Linked DNA regions of Homo sapiens: region 2 is linked to region 1. A link is a loop called in an ENCODE intact Hi-C map of the cell type or tissue named here. Cell type or tissue: PC-9. All regions are shown on one strand. Links, peaks and the distances in the headings refer to the core of each region. The heading gives the core; the rest is flanking DNA.

Region 1 (7,955 bases), core at 1,260-6,259:
AGTTGGACAAAGAGTTGCTAAGAATCAGCTATATGGCTTATAAAGGGGGCATGGTTCATGGCCAATGGCAGAGAAACATAGATGCTCCATAAACTGACTCATCTGATGTTCCCAGGCCACTAGGTGCCTGATAAGTCACATTGTCAGGCAGTCATTGAGCACTTTCCTGGAATAGAGTTTGGAGGGGCATGTGGGAGTGGATGAGAAGTACAAGATACTGTCTCTTCTGTTGGCTTCTATAATCATACTGAAGTCAAAAACTTACAGACCTGAATCAATTACCAAGAACAATATAAGACAGAAAGTGCTAAAATCATTAAAGCAGGGAGAAAAAATATGAGGGAAAGTAGGATGGACCTTGAGGTATGCCCTTTAGAGAAAGCTTTCCAGACTGGGCCCTCCAAGCAAAAGGAGAGAGAGAAGCCACTTGATTAATGATACTTAATGCATCGTAAATTCTGCTGAGGAGGGCATTTAGAGATTTCATGAGAATTGCAAACATTTTAGACATAGCATTTACTTTGGATTTGCTTCGATATATTTTGGGCAAAAAGTGAGTCATGGTTAAAGTATTTCATGCACAAAGCAGCTGGATTTTTCAGGCTTTTACAGAATATTATGTGCATTTCTCTGTTAAACACAAAGGGTCCATCTCTGAATGTCCCCTCAGATCCTTGCTTTATAACAATTGCAGTAACTAGTCAGGATGACTAAGGATATAGTCAGTAGGGTCATCCTATTGGTTATCACTGAATGGATCTAGAATGATATTGTTTAATGTAGTAGACTACATGGGAAAATAACTCTACTTTGAACTTTTTAATTTAATATAAACATCCCCTTGTTGCTGGACAACAAGTTTTGTTTACACTGCCACTAACAGAATATCATAATATGAAACATGATATTCATTTGAATATTTGAGGGGTACTTCATTATAAGGGAGTGGGATTCCTTTTCTAGCTTTCTTAGGCAGAGTCTCTCCCATCTACAACAATAAGGCCATGCTCAAGTCTCCAGAACAATGATCATACTGTATTACTATTTTTCACTATGTTTCCAGACAGACTGGTAAATTCCTTTTTGTTTGTTTCTTTTTGTTAATTCTAACGTTAATTGAAAACAGTGGTTTTTGTTGTTGTTGTTTTTGTTTTTGTTTTGAGACAGAGTCTCTCTCTGTCACCCAGGCTGGAGTGCAGTGACGCGATCTCGGCTCACTGCAAGCTCCGCCTCCCAGGTTCACGCCGTTTTCCTGCCTCAGCCTCCCAAGTAGCTGGGACTACAGGCACCCGCCACCACGCCCGGCTAATTTTTTGTGTCTTTAGTAGAGATGGTGTTTCACCGTGTTAGCTAGGATGGTCTCGATCTCCTGACCTGGTGATCCGTCTGCCTCAGCCTCCCAAAGTGCTGGGATTACAGGCATGAGCCACCATGCCTGGCTGAAAACAGTATTTTAAGAGCAATGTTCTGAGCTCTTTTTGAGCTTTAGCTACATGGTTCTTGCATTAACCTATGATGTAGGCACCCTTATAGAATATACAGCTGGTGCTAAATAAGTATCTGTTGAATGAATGGGTAAACAAATTCAGTGTTACAGATGAGGAGAAAAAAATCTGGTTTTGTTACCTTCATTTTCTCTTTTTCTAGCACATGCCTTGTCCATAGGATAGTCAGGATGACAGTGGGAAGTGTCAGACCAGCCTAAGGTTCAAGTTCATCTCTCTGACTGAAAAAGAGCTGCCGGTGATGGAGCTCTGCTTTGAGCTTGGAATAATGCTGGTGCTTTACATGTGTGTTGCTAAGCCCCACTAAAACCCTGAGACATGGGGTATTATTGTCCATATCATACAGGTAAGGTAAGTGACTAGTTTAGACTTGTACAGTAAGTAGGAACAGAGAAGCATTTGGAACCCAGGTTTATTGGCAGTTGAGTCTTGTGCTCTTTCTAGATCCCACAGCTTCCCATTTGTCTTGATAAGAGAAGATGTCTGCCTCTCCGAGGTAGTGTTGTACTGGTTCCCTTCCCTTTCTCCTCAATGACTATTTTGTTGGTTAAAGATAAACTTGGAACATTCTCCACAGGGAAGTGATGGAAGTGTCCACGCTGACAAAATGCTATCATGAAATGCCTTTTTTCTGCCCTGTAATGAAGAGTGTTTCCGAGGCAAATTCCAAGTCGTTGAGTTACTCTTCCACAAGCCAACCATTAAATCTAAGAAAGGGGAGGTGGGGAAGGCATCAAATAAATTTTGAATACAGGAGAGCTTGGTATTGAGTACCTTCAGAAGGGCAGTATGTTGACTTCTTTTCTCTATATAGAACCTGAATTTGCATTGCTCCTGCTTCTATATAAAGCTTTATCTTGGGCTTCATAAAGAGTAGCTATTTTGGGCTAGACACAATGGCTCACAGCTGTAATCCCAGCACTTTGGGAGATCAAGGCAGGAGGACACCTTGAGTCCAGGAGTTCCAGACTACCCTGGGCAACATAGTGAGACTCCATCTCTACAAAAAAATTTAAAATCAGCCAAGTGTGTTGTCACTTTCCTGTAGTCCCAGCTACTCCAGTGGCTGAGGGGAAAGGATCACTTAAGCCTGGGAGGTTGAGGCTGCAGTGAGCCAAGATTGTGCCACTACACTCCAGCCTGGATGACAGAACCAGATCCTGTTTCAGAAAAAAAAAAAAAGAAAAAAAAAAAAGCTATTTTGACTAAACTAGTAACATTTCTCAGGGTCCAAACCTTATGGAACAAAGTTATGGAACAAATTTTCTAGAAAGATCTAATATGCCTCCTCTGACCCTTACACTAAAGACAACAACAAAAAGGCCAGGTGTGGTGGCTCACGCCTGTAATCCCAGCACTTTGGGAGGCCGATGCAGGCAGATCACTTGAGGTCGGGAGTTCAAGACCAGCCTGACCAACATGGTGAAACCCTGTCTCTACTAAAAATACAAAAATTAGCCAGATGTGGTGGTGCACACCTTTAATCCCAGCTACTCGGGAGGCTGAGGCAGGAGAATCACATGAACCTGGGAGGCGGAGGTTGCAGTGAGCCAAGATCGTGCCACTGCACTCCAGCCTGGGCGAGAGAGTGAGACTCCATCTCAAGAAAAAAAAAAAGAAAGAAAAACAACAACAACAATAACAACAAAAAACCCTAAAACATAAAACAACAAACAAACAAAAACACCTCACATGTTTTCTTGAAGGAGTGAAAGTACGAGTTACTGAAATTCATAAGGAAGCATGCCCTGGCTCCATGTCTGCTCCAGTGCTTTCACCCAGGAAGGGCATGGAGTCCAGATGGGGCTTCAACTTGCATCCCAGCTTTGCAGTCCCATCAGGAGGGGCAACAACACTTTGTGTCCATCACAAAGCTTCATACACCCCTTCACTTCTGGTTCACATGAGTGACAATACATTTTCTTCACAGTTCCGGTTCTCAGGGCTTCACATTCTCGTGACTTCAGAGTTTAAAGGAAAATAATCAATGGGCAAGTATGGTGGCTCATGCTTGTAATCTCTATAACCTTTGGGAGGCTGAAGCAGGAGGATTGCTAGAGCCCAGGAGTTCAAGACCAGCCTGGGCAACATGGCAGTACTGCATCTCTACTAAAAAATGTATAAAAATGTCTTTAAAAAAGTAAAAACAAAAGGTAAATAATCACTGAAGCAAAATTCTGGTGGAACCATTAATTTGCTTGTGAATTTGGTATGAAAATATTCCCCACAACCCACAACCTCCTTTTTAGCATTGTTTTACTGCTCCCACTCAATAGTTAGAAGGATCCCGTTTCCCAGGCACTGAGGTCAACGAATAATTATTAAAACACCTAGAATATGCCCAGCATTGTGGTAGGTACTGAAAGAAACTTGGAGAAGTATAAGGCAATGAATGCCCACCCTCAAAGAGCTTAAAATCTGGTTGGGCAAACCTAATTACTGTGTGGCCATAAAATAATATCTAGTAATACAAGGAAGCTCAGATCTTGGTAGGGCCAAATAAGAAGTGAAGATTCTTTCTGTGTTTAGTAAAAAGCCTGACAAACCTATTTTGTGCTAGGACTGGAAAGGCAGAAAGGAATTACTCTCACCTCCAAGTACTTGAGGAGCTAGAATTTACTATTCCTGGATCCTAAACATTTTTACTTCAAGAATCAAATCAAGAGTCATATATTAGCTTTCGGATTGGTCTCTTTCTAATGTTATCTATCCCCAGTCCTATCTCTAATCAGCCATGAGTAAAATAGCCCGAGGAAAGTTTGCAGATGATGGAACCAAGATATTCCCTTGAGTATGTAGGCAGTGGCAGATTTGGTTCTTGTGTTTATGCCTGGTTGAGAAAGACAGAAGTCTACCTGGGGTGAAAAAAAGTGACCTATGGACTGAATTGTTACCTTTGTGTGGCACATTCCCTGTTTCTAGGGCAGCACCGGAGACAAAGAATGCATTTATTTTGTGGAAAGGGATGGGGGCAGGGGAAGAAACAGAAACCAGAGGATTGTGCAATAATGGCATTTTCAAATCCCTCCAGAAAGTTTATGTTTCAAGTCTTTTGGAAAAGTGAAGCATAGCTACTTAAAAAGAAGCAGTTTACTGAGGACCCCAGCCCCAGTTCTGCTGTGCAGGATTTTCCTTGTTCCTAGGCGTTCTCATACCTTCAACCCCAGCTGTTGGGGCAGGCAGGCTACTGTGTCTGGAACCCTGCCCCGGACAGGCCTATGCCTTTCCCCAGCAGAGACCGCAGGCCTCAAATAGCATCTAGGTGTCCAAATGGAAGAATGAGAACAAGGACGGGAGTGAAAAGAAACAGTTTGCTGGATCTCAGCAAAAGAAAGTACAGTGATTTCTGTGTCATCTGCAAACCAGACTGGACTTCCCTTGTTGAAAATCATTCCCAAAACAAGCCCCTTCCTCGGATGGCCAGTGAAAGGGTGATATTAAATGCACAGTCTCATGAATTAAACGTAATTGTGGGGCACAGATTTATCATGCAAAATAAAAAATGCTTCTCACCCACCTAGGTAGTGGGAAAAGTGCAAAGATTGAGTGTAGTGCTGATTGGAAGCCTTTACATCCTGCTGCTGGCTTAATCATCTGCATATTTTCCCTCATGCCAGGGATGATTTGATAGGATATGGTTCAGAACTCTCTCTGGTGCTTAGTAAATCTTTTTGACTGACCGAATGACCTTTGTCTCTTTCCTCTCCTATATTGGAGCCTCAGGAGTGATGGCCTGAACTTTCACCATCAACCTCCCACCAGTGATGTCATCATTCTCTCCTTGCCATCCAACCCCCTGTGTCCCGAATGCCTTTACCTCTGCCCTGTGCTCACAAGGCATCTTCATTCTATTGGACTTTTGTCTTGGCTGTCTGGGCTATCTGTGTCCAGCACACTGTCAGCATTTGGCAAGGTAGAGGCCGAAAGGGAAGACAGCAGTATGGCTAGTGGTTCAGAATTAGGACTTTGGAACGAGACATGTCTGGGCTGGCATCCTGCCTCCATATCTTTACTGTGTAATCTTAATGTCAGGAACCTCAATTTTTTCACTTATGAAATGGGTATATAAGAGCACAAGCCTCAGAGAGCCATGAGATTAAACAAGGACTTACACCACAGAGTGCCTGCCTAGAATAAGCCTTCAGTATACAATAGTTAAGAGGTGAGAGGCTTTCATAGAACATAGGTACCCTTGCCTTTGAAGCCCCTTATTCCTTAAAAAATATTAAAAATTATATTTTATGACCGTGTTGGCAAAAAGATAAATTAATATATTTTGAAACAGTTCTTTAACCTAAAATCTTATTTTTTTCCTTCTGTTCTATAACTGTTGTGAGCCCTGGGCACTGTGTGTCCCATGCCTAATTGGTAGGTCAGCCCTTGGGTGAAAGATTTGTTTTGGAGATCCTTCCCTTTACCTTTCCAGTATCATTAACTGTTTTCTGGAAGATTCAGGCCCTGCAGCCCCTCAGGATATTACTACCCTAATACTTCTCCTTTCTCCCTTCTCTTTTCTTCCAGCCACCCAAAAGGTCCACAGTGTGGAGCTCCCAACTCCCATAGTCCTGCCCCCATCCTTCTCTATTTAAACCCTTGCCTTTATTCTCTACCATTCCCCTGGTTAGGTCTTGTTCCCTTAGAGCTTTATTCTTGTTCTGGTAAGTTGGCTTTGAATTTTCTCATAAGCTATTTGTCCTTGAGGTATTATTGACTGTTTTCCTCCTCTGTTGCTTCTGGAGTATTTGCATCTTGAGAGACTCTATACCATAATTCAAACCATGTATCTAATGAAAGAATTTTAGTCCAGCAAAGGAGATATTTCAAAGCAAAAAGTGATCCTTGAGAATCATTTAGATTGTATGGTGCTGGTGCCAGTAGCTTGGTGCCTACTGCATGTAGGCATTCACAGTGGGCCTCGGTGATATAACTAGATTAAAAACTTCTAGAAGGCAGGGCACAGCCTATCCCCAAAATTCTCTTGGTAAAGTATCATGCCCAGTGAAGTTTTGATGGGTGTCTTTTATCCTAATGGAATCACACATGACTTCTTCTGTCCCCCATCTTAAGGAATCCCTCCAGCTGTGCTTGGTGGTGACCTTACACCACCACACATAGTGCCTGGAACACAAACTTCCCTCCTTTAGTGCTTGTTATTTTCTGGCTTTGGGCAGGATAATGATCTCAGAGATAATCCCATTTATAAAGGAGAAGAAAACTGTGGCCCAGAAAAGTTGAGTATTTTCCCTAAAGTAACAAAACAAATTAATGGAAGAATCGGGACGAGATCCCTGGCTTCCTGAAGACACAGGTGTAGGTACCATTTACCTCTGTCAGGGCCTAGGGTGTCACTTACTACAGAGCACAGGCTGTGCAGTGGGAATGTGTGGTTTGATTCCTGACTTCATTGCTTACTCTGTCTGTCCTTTGAAAAGATACTCAACCTCTAAACCTGTTTTCTCATCTGCAAAAGCGGGGAGGGGAAGAAATAATATCAACTTTATATAGAGTTGTGAAGATTCTGAGAGTTGTGAGAGTTAAATAAGATTATCCACATAAAGTGCTTAGTACGATGTCTCACATGCAGACCTTCAATAAATGACTCATTATTATACAATTATCACTAATTCTATTACTGTCTCTACACTCCTCATAGCCTAAAGAAAGTGTGAGTGCTGTTTCCCAGAGCGCATACTGCACTGCCCAGGGAGTGGCCAGAGCAGTGAGAGAATCTGGCTGAACAGGTTTTTTCAAAGCAGTGGAAAATAAATCAAAGGTGATAACCCAAATTCGGAAAAAGAATGTACTCCTTTGTTTGTTCTTTCCTAGTTGTGAAAGAACCTTCAAAATGCAATTTATGCTGAAATAAATCAGAAGCAACATGGCTGACTCTCTCTGGTCTGTGTTCTTCCTGACCCCATGAGGATAGACAGTGGTAACTCTGAGTTTCTGCTGGATGTGGTGATAGCTGACCATGTTCTGTGATGATGTCTACACCAGTGAGTGGACAAGATTAGGAGTCAGCAAATCATGCAGAGACAGCAGAGATGTGGGGAGAGGGGAAGCTTCACACCCAGGTACAAAGCATGCCTAGCCCCTTGCTGCAAATTGTTCATCACTAAATGTGAAGTCTCAGGCAACTTGGTTAGAACTCTTTGTTGAAAGTAACAGATGCCCAATTTGTATTAGCTTAAGCAATAGGGAAATTCATTATAAAGATTCCATAATGTATCAAAGAAAACAAGCAGAGCTGACCTGGGATTGGAAACAAGCCCCCGAATGGTATTAAAACGTGTCTCTCCTCTGCTTCATTTTTCTCTCTTTCTACAGATTTGCTTCCTCTATGGCTCTAGTTAACACAATGGAACAACAGCTCACAAGTTCTGTAGATACAGCCACCTAAAGAGAGCCTGGTCTCACTTTCTCCAAATCCAAAATTCCCATGGAAGGGAG
Region 2 (7,955 bases), core at 1,255-6,254, 230 kb before region 1:
AGGGCAGCCCTAAGCCCTTAAAACTCAGCTCTGTTTAGGGATTTAATAGAACTGGAAAAAAGAAATGCATGGGATCTGCTTCTAGGAGCAAACCAACAAAGAAAAATTTTCCCAAACGATATTAAATCTAAAGAATTTTTACGGTAACACAGTCCCCTCTCTCCCTCCCTATCTCTTGATTCAGTTAGAGCACAGCTCTTCCAGTCACTTCTTTATGACTCGTACGATCTTGGGGGGTGGCGTGGGGTGTCTGTGGATCACATCTTAGGCTCTGGGCCAGCCCGAGCATTTTTTTTTTCAACAACAGAGCAAGATGTAACTAGCATAAAGTGAGCAAGGTCATTTGGTTGTGGTTGCCATTTTATTTCATTCAAGCTGAGAGTAGACACACTCAGCTTCATTGTTAGGTTGGAGCCATAAAGATAGTGACATTTTTTTCAGTTACCTCTAAGCACCTTAGAATTTCTTCTGTTAAGATTTGCTGGAATTTTAGGTGAAAATATCTTGGTGTTATGCAACATGGCTTTTCTTTTTAAAAATATTAAAATAAAGGAAGTCAAGTTGCCTTTCTTTCCCAATAGATGGGGTCTTACCTTTGCTTAGGAAATATACCTTAAGCTCCCATCACACATATATACACACATGCACACACACATATGCGCTTTGTTTTTGATTGTTATTATTTTGGGGGGATGGAATATCACTCTGTCACCTAGGTTGGAGTGCAGTGGCACAATCTTGGCTCACTGTAACCTCCACCCCCCGGGTTGAAGTGATTCTCCTGCCTTAGCCTCCCGAGTAGCTGGGACCACAGGTGTGCGCCACCACGCCTGGCTAATTTTTGGATTTTTAGTAGAGATGGGGTTTCACCTCGTTGGCCAGGCTGGTCTCGAACTCCTGACCTCAGGTGATCCGCCTGCCTTGGCTTCCCAAAGTGCTGGGATTACAGGTGTGAGGCATCGTGTCTGGCCTGATTATTTTTAATATATATGAACGGAAGTTGGTTACATGAGTGCCTTGTTAGATAAATAAGAATCAAAGAAATACATTGAAGAGTATGGGAAAGGGCCGGGCGCAGTTGCTCATGCCTGTAATCCAAACACTTTGGGAGGCTGAAGCAGGCAGATCACTTGAGGTCAGGAGTTCTAAGACCAGCCTGGCCAACATGGTGAAACCCCGTCTCTACTAAAAAATAAAAAATAAATGTGCTGGACACAGTGGCAGGTACCTGTAATCTGTTGAGGCAGGGGACTCACTTGAGTCCATGAGGCAGAGGTTGCCGTGAGCCGAGATTGTGCCACTGCACTCCAGCCTGGGTAACAGAGCAAGACTCTGTCTCAAAAAATAAATAAATAAAATAAAAGTGTATGGGAAAGAAGATCAGTTTTGAAGGAAGTTTCTCCAGAAGACAAGAACCTGCCAATTACAGAAACTAAGGAAAAACTCCATTATATTACAATGATAAGTCTGGAGTGACAGGAGACCCCCATTCGGGTCCAGGCTTTAACTAACAGGATGACCTCGGGGCCAGTCATCCCTCCTTTGCTTCTTTATTTCCCCATCAGCAACCCACACGGGTTGGATTCCCTAGCATTTTGCTTGGCTGCATTATTCTTGTCGTACAGGATTCAGCTCAAATATCACCTCCTGGAGAGACCTGCCTGTCTACCCTAACTAGAGCAGACACACATGACTGATCTCCTTCTCTCGCGAAATCTCCCATCATGTTATCCCATTACAGAGGTTTTGTTTTCTTCATAATTTTTATCACTATCTGAATTATTTTGATTCTTTGTTTATTTGTGCATTTCACGTTGTTTCCTATATTCCGTTCAATGTAAGCTCTATGAGACCAAGAACCTGGGCAGTTTTATTCACCATAAGTATTCCAAGCCCTAGTGGTTCCTGGCACATTTTGTATTCACAATAAATATTTGTTAAGTCAATGACCAGATGAATGGCTTTTAAACTCAAGATAGTTTTTTTTTTGTTTTGTTATTTATTTATTTATTTATTTACTTTGACAGACTTTTGCTCTTGTTGCCCGGCTGGAGTGCAATTGTGCGATCTCGGCTCACTGCCTCAGCCTCCCGAGTAGCTGGGATTACAGGGGCCCATCACACCATACCTGGCTAATTTTTTGTATTTTTTCAGTAGAGACGGGGTTTCACCATGTTTGCCAGGCTGGTCTCGAACTCCTGACCTCGTGATCCACCCGCCTCGGCCCCCCAAAGTGCTGGGATTACAGGCATGAGCCACCGCACCCAGCCTAAACTCGAGATAGTTTTTAAGACTTTCAGCAAAGGGATATAAAAGAAAGAAGGAAGGGCATGCAATTGGACTCCAAGGTCTTAACCTCTTGTTTATGCATTTAAAACACACACACACACATACATGCACACACACACACACACACACACACACACGCTTTAGTGTGATTAAAAATAGAGTTCCAGTGCTACAACCATTTGAAAAGTACATGGACTAGATAATCTCTTAAAATTCTTCCCAGGTTTAAATTCTAAAGCCCAGTCTGCCATAAGAGGAAAATGTTGGTGCAAGGAAAAAGATGATGGAATAGGGTTACAGATGTTGAGTGCCTACTACATGTTGGGTCTTGTGTTGGGTCCTTGAACCACACAAGGACAGAGTTCTTGTTTAATGGAGTTTACATTTTAATGGGGGGGGGGCGGGGTAGACAGAGAGTAAACAAACAAAGGAACAAGAGAAATTTAACGGTGATACAATGCACAGCTCTTTGTTCCTTACTTCATATGGCTAATTGGAGATTGATTTGGGTTAATTAAAAGAAAGCAAATCTGGGAAACTCTGTGGAAGGTGATAACCATAAACAAATTTCTACCCACAGAGCTAGAAGAGGGGTTTCTGTGCCCGTGGCTGCTCCAAGCCTGGACATCTGCCTGCACAGTGGTCTTTTTGGCCCAGGCTGTGTGCTACTTTGGCCAGTCTGTGTGAAATGTTGATTCCGACATTTCCAGGGAAGAAGGTGGTCTTGTCAGCATCTTCTGTGCCTTGGAGCTATTGTGATCATTTTGTTAGAAATCATCAAGTTTTGAGAGTTAAAGAGAAACTGCTGAAAGGTACGGTTTGTGAAGGAGAATATTGTTCCTCTTTATAGAAACAGAAAAAAAAAAATGATCAGTGTCCCAAGGAGGTACAGGCATAAATCTAAGGAAGATAACTCGCATTTGTAATGGTCATAATAATAATATATGTACATGACCTACAGAGTCCTCACAGAAACCTTATGCTATCACTGAAAAAGATGGAGCTATCTGTAGTTTACAAATGTGAAACAGACTTGGAGAAGTTGAGAAATGGTAATAATATCTTACTTTTGAATAGCAAATTTGCAGTTTATGGAGTGTGTTATTTCATTATTTCAGTTTAAACATCATTTCAGTTTCTTCTCTGGAGTATTACTACCCTCGTTTAAGAGACAGGTATGAGAGGCTCAAACTTGTCTGTGCTAACTCCACTAGTAAGCATCAGTCTACCCCTGGGGCTCCTGGACCTATGCAGGAGGCACAAAGCTGGCAAAGTTGAATAGCTAAACCCCAAATGTATAACTAAATTTGCAACTAGATGGGGACGTTGAATGTCTTCAGCTCCCAGACATACACCCACACATAATTTGAAGCAATGACTCCCCTAGAAAGAATGGCAATCATGAATGGAATGAGGATGTCAGACACCCAGGGCACACCAAGTCTAGAATAAGAGAGGCTGAAACAAGAGTCTTGTTTTTTCTTATTTAAATCCAATAATTTGTAAGAATACAAGGCAAGATGAGAAAACCTTTTAATGTATGAAAGCCCACAATTTGGTACCTGTATTTCTTGTGGGTCCAGTCAGCCAGCAAGTCTGAGGAGCGAGGGCTACAAGGTCATTATGAAGAGAAACTTGATCTTGAATTAAAGAAGTAGACTCTTCTCTGCCACCAAGATTGGTCTCTTAACTTTTTCTCCTTACCATTGCTTATTTCAGAATGAATATATTAGATGGAACTTTAGGGAGAGACCTGAAGCTCTTTGCTGAGAAGTGATTTTGAATCCATTCAGATTCAAGTAGGGAATAGGTTTTTTAAGCCGATGAATGTTTTCTCATTACCTGGAGAAAATGTGGGGACTCATAATCGGTGGGATTTTGCTTCAAGGTGAAGATGTGCCTTCTTATTTATTTTTGTATTTCCATGGCCTACAATAGTGTCAGACATCTATTACACAAGCATTCCATAAATGTGTGTTGAACTACCCTGTGGCAAGCATGAATTTTTAAGGGACAGCAGTTCTTTATATTTCTGTGGCTGAATGTATTGTACACCAAATGTGAAATACTGATCTTCAAGGCATCCTTTTGGTTCAACACATTAAAAAAAATAACATGTATTAAGCGTTTATCATGTTTGGCACTCTTCTAAGCGTTTTCTGAATGTTAACATATCTTTGCAATTATACTATGAAATAGGTACTATCTTATTCCCATTTGGCAAGTGAGGAAATTGACAAATTAGGTGAAGGAAGATGCCCAGGTCATGCAACCACAAGTGGTGGAGTCAGAATTTGAATACAGCAGGATGATGCCAGGGCCAAGGTTTCTAATCATGACTTCGCACCTCGTATAGGAGCAGATAATTACATAGGTATTATCAGACTCAACTTACACATGGTCCAGGCCTGAATTTTGAAGGCAAGTGCAACAAGACATTTGAAAGCCAATGACAATTAGAACTAACTGCTAATCTAAGCTGCAGATGAAATTCAGAATGAATGTCTAGGGGCCACAGATTACTCTTTGAGACTGTTGCCAGTCGTCTCTTTTCTAAGAGGTAGAAAGTGCTTGAACACGTAGAGCCTATGAGTGACACATGTTTTGACTGGCATTCCAGGGTAGCTTTCAGTAGCCACCTGGAGGGCTGTGTGGAGGATTCTAAGGCCATACCTACGCATGATGGGAAAGACAGCTGTGGTGGTTCATTGTCGACATCTGCCCTGCAGGCACAGAGAAGGCAGCATGGCTGACCGGTTTCTGAGATAGATTCTTCAGGGTTGAGGAATCCAAATCTGGAGCATAATCCATAGAGATTCCGGATGAATTGTTAATTCCCATGAAGGAATGCATCAGGACCAGATTATACTGTGAGTGGGCCTCAAATCTATTTATAGAATAAGTTTGGGTTTAAATAAGTTAATTCATTGTAAGTGCCTTGAAGACAGATAAGTTCCTTGAAGACACAAAAACCTCTTATCTCTGAGCATGCAGATGGGTTTTTTTTTTTTTCAGCATTTTGTAAAGGGCAATACAAACTCAGCTTCACTCCCTCGCCAACCTGCAACCAGATCGTTCTTCCTAAGCACCTCTTACATGGAAATTCTAAAGATACCATTACTGTGGTGAATATTCTGAGGGAAATTCTCTTTGGCTAGAAGGAGCAACAGAAACGTACAGATGTGTTTAAAAAAAATGGATACCCTAAACTTACGTGATCACTGGAACCTTCTTTGGGGAATCACATTTTTCTATAAGCTGCCTTTTAAAACATTTTAGCAAGTATGTCTTGAGATATTGTATCTAAGCCCCACCCTCAGCACTAGGAATGGAGTGGTGAATAAGATAAGTTCCATGGTCTCTTGGAGAGTGCTTTTTTTTTTTTTTAAACCAGTAGCCTCTTTTCATGCTAGAACATAAATGATCCAGCTTCTTGAGTTTGTGAGTTCCCTAAATTGAATACACAACTTTGTGCGATGGCATATATGCATTTTCAGTGTGGACGCATTCCACAGTTTCGTCAGATTCTCCAGGGGTTCCAAGGGCGAAAGAACCTGAAGCCTAGGCCTGTGGAGATGGGAAGACTCCACTAATACTAGGCACACTGTGATTCTCCACTCTACACAACAGCTAACTCTAGGACATCCGGCATTTCCTTTCTTTGTGTGTCTGTTCATTCTAGTTTCAGGAATCTGAAGAGAAAGCAAACGTAACTTTCTTCATGCCTAACATATTTCCTTTACGTTGGACTTTTGTTATCTATTTTGTTATCTATCTAGGCATTTTCTTGTTTCTTTTTTTTGAGACGGAGTCTCGCTCCGTGGCCCCCAGGGTGGAGTGCAGTGGCGCGATCTCGGCTCACTGCAAGCTCCGCCTTCCGGGTTCACGCCATTCTCCTGGCTCAGCCTCCCTAGGAGCTGGGAATACAGGCGCCCGCCACTACGCCCGGCTAATATTTTGTATTTTTAGTAGAGACGGGGTTTCACCGTGTTAGCCAGGATGGTCTGGATCTCCTGACCTCGTGATCCGCCCGCCTCCCAAAGTGCTGGGATTATAGGAATGAGCCACTGTGCCCCGCCCATTTTCTTCTTTTCTAAAAGGCAGTCAGTCCTCAGATAGCAGCTGAACTCTTTTCATTCTCTTTTGCAGTTCAGGTTTGAGCCCAGTCCAACAATTTTTTGCTTTATTTTTAAGTGACCTCTTACCATTTTCAGGCTTCCTCCCCTCTCACCTTGACCTCTAACTCCAAATTTATGTCTCCTTGTCATTGTGGGGAACTTCTTGGAGAAAAGGTTAAAGCTAAGTTGGAGCTCTGTCTCGGGCCTTTCATAGCAACACTGACTCTTATTATTAGCGGTGCACTCCAGGCTGCTAGAGTTCATATTTTGGCAGTAGACCATCAAACACCCTATTTTTAAGAGCCTTTAACTTCGTTGTAAACATGTGCTGTGACTGGGAGCTTATTTTCTTTACTCATATTTACCAAAAGCAATTTAGCTGTTGAAAAGTTGCTATAAGGAAAAAAACAACAACAACAACAACAAAAAACTCGGCCTTCAGGAACATTTTTCCACTCATATAACTCAAAACTGTTCATGATCTTTAAAAAAAATTGGCATTTAGTTGTTTGATGGTCCAGTCATATTGGTAATTTGAAGGGAAGAAGAAATGGAACTGCTAGGTCATTTTGCTATGACAAATGTCCATTAAACACATGTGGAGGGAATAGTGTTGGCCACACATATTTTATATGATTGACCAGAACAGAATGGCTCAAAGAAGGCAGTCTAGTATACTGAGTAAATCGTTTTGCCCTTAAAATCTCCTATATTTAGAACAAAAACCTTCTATAGACATACTTCCTGCACACTCTAAATTCTGTAGACTCTACTAGTCCCATTAGGAGAACAAATAATATCCCAAACGCCAAGCATCAGCTTGTACATGCACTGATGGATTATTGATGTCTGAGGACCTTGAAAAAGAATCTACAGAAATATGATAAAGGAAGGAATATCGCAAATATGTCTATTTCTTTTGTCTCTGGAAGGAATTTAAGCAAGTGTAACAAAACACATAGTAATCTTTTGAAGCGGTTGTGACTTCTGGCCTTCAAGCGGGAGCTTTAGGAGGAATTTCAGTGTTAAAAAGGAGAGGCTTGAACTTTGACATCTTTCTCTCGTGATTTAAGATTCTAAAAGTAGTGTTAGGCAAATTCTTATATTCCAGCACAGGAGAAACACCAGCTTTCCAAGAGGATTTAGCATTTCTTCATCCCTTTAGCAATACAAGAGGGCAACTGTGCTCAGAGGTTGGCTACATTTGTGAAGTGGGAAGTATAGAAAGATCTGGAAGTATGTTTTCAGGGTCACGAGCCCAGTGGGCAGCCATATGCTGTGGAAGTACCTTGGCCTGGAAACCCTCCAGCTAAATGATGAGTGTGTCTTTCTACACAAACCCTATTTGAAGGCATGTTGCTGCAGTGTTGTTTTTACCCCTCAGGTAAAATGTTATTTTCTACCCCATATCCGAGGCAGATAAGCCCTGAAATTGGCCAGCATGTGGATTCCACATGTTTTCTCCCACTCTTCCAACTGGATGTGCTCTTGAAAACATTGACTTTCTTGGTCCTTGTCATATGATATGTTTTCTTATTGCCATACTTC

Evidence for each region. Hi-C counts contacts between places; a loop is a spot of excess contacts. Peaks named below come from ENCODE experiments on the same cell type or tissue, not always from the same donor. Only the 100,000 strongest peaks of a DNase experiment are listed, where the experiment ranks them.
Region 2: it touches region 1 in a loop (4-fold over the local background); 3 of 110 quality-filtered maps call a loop at or near these places.

Annotation. Positions count from the first base shown.
Region 1 is chr11:96,095,481-96,103,435 of GRCh38, reverse strand. The region is part of intron 1 of MAML2 (mastermind like transcriptional coactivator 2); the gene reads left to right. Among named protein-coding and RNA genes, the nearest start is that of MTMR2, 180 kb to the right of the region's middle. RefSeq lists a silencer at 7,357-7,651. In PC-9, for the core only: no CTCF peak of the experiment used is centred there; DNase peaks (open chromatin) are centred at 4,335 and 5,155; H3K4me3 peaks cover 2,141 bases; H3K27ac peaks cover 4,778 bases.
Region 2 is chr11:96,320,830-96,328,784 of GRCh38, reverse strand. The region is part of intron 1 of MAML2 (mastermind like transcriptional coactivator 2); the gene reads left to right. Among named protein-coding and RNA genes, the nearest start is that of MIR1260B, 17 kb to the left of the region's middle. RefSeq lists an enhancer at 3,030-4,229. In PC-9, for the core only: no CTCF peak of the experiment used is centred there; DNase peaks (open chromatin) are centred at 1,584 and 3,664; H3K4me3 peaks cover 1,290 bases; H3K27ac peaks cover 3,806 bases.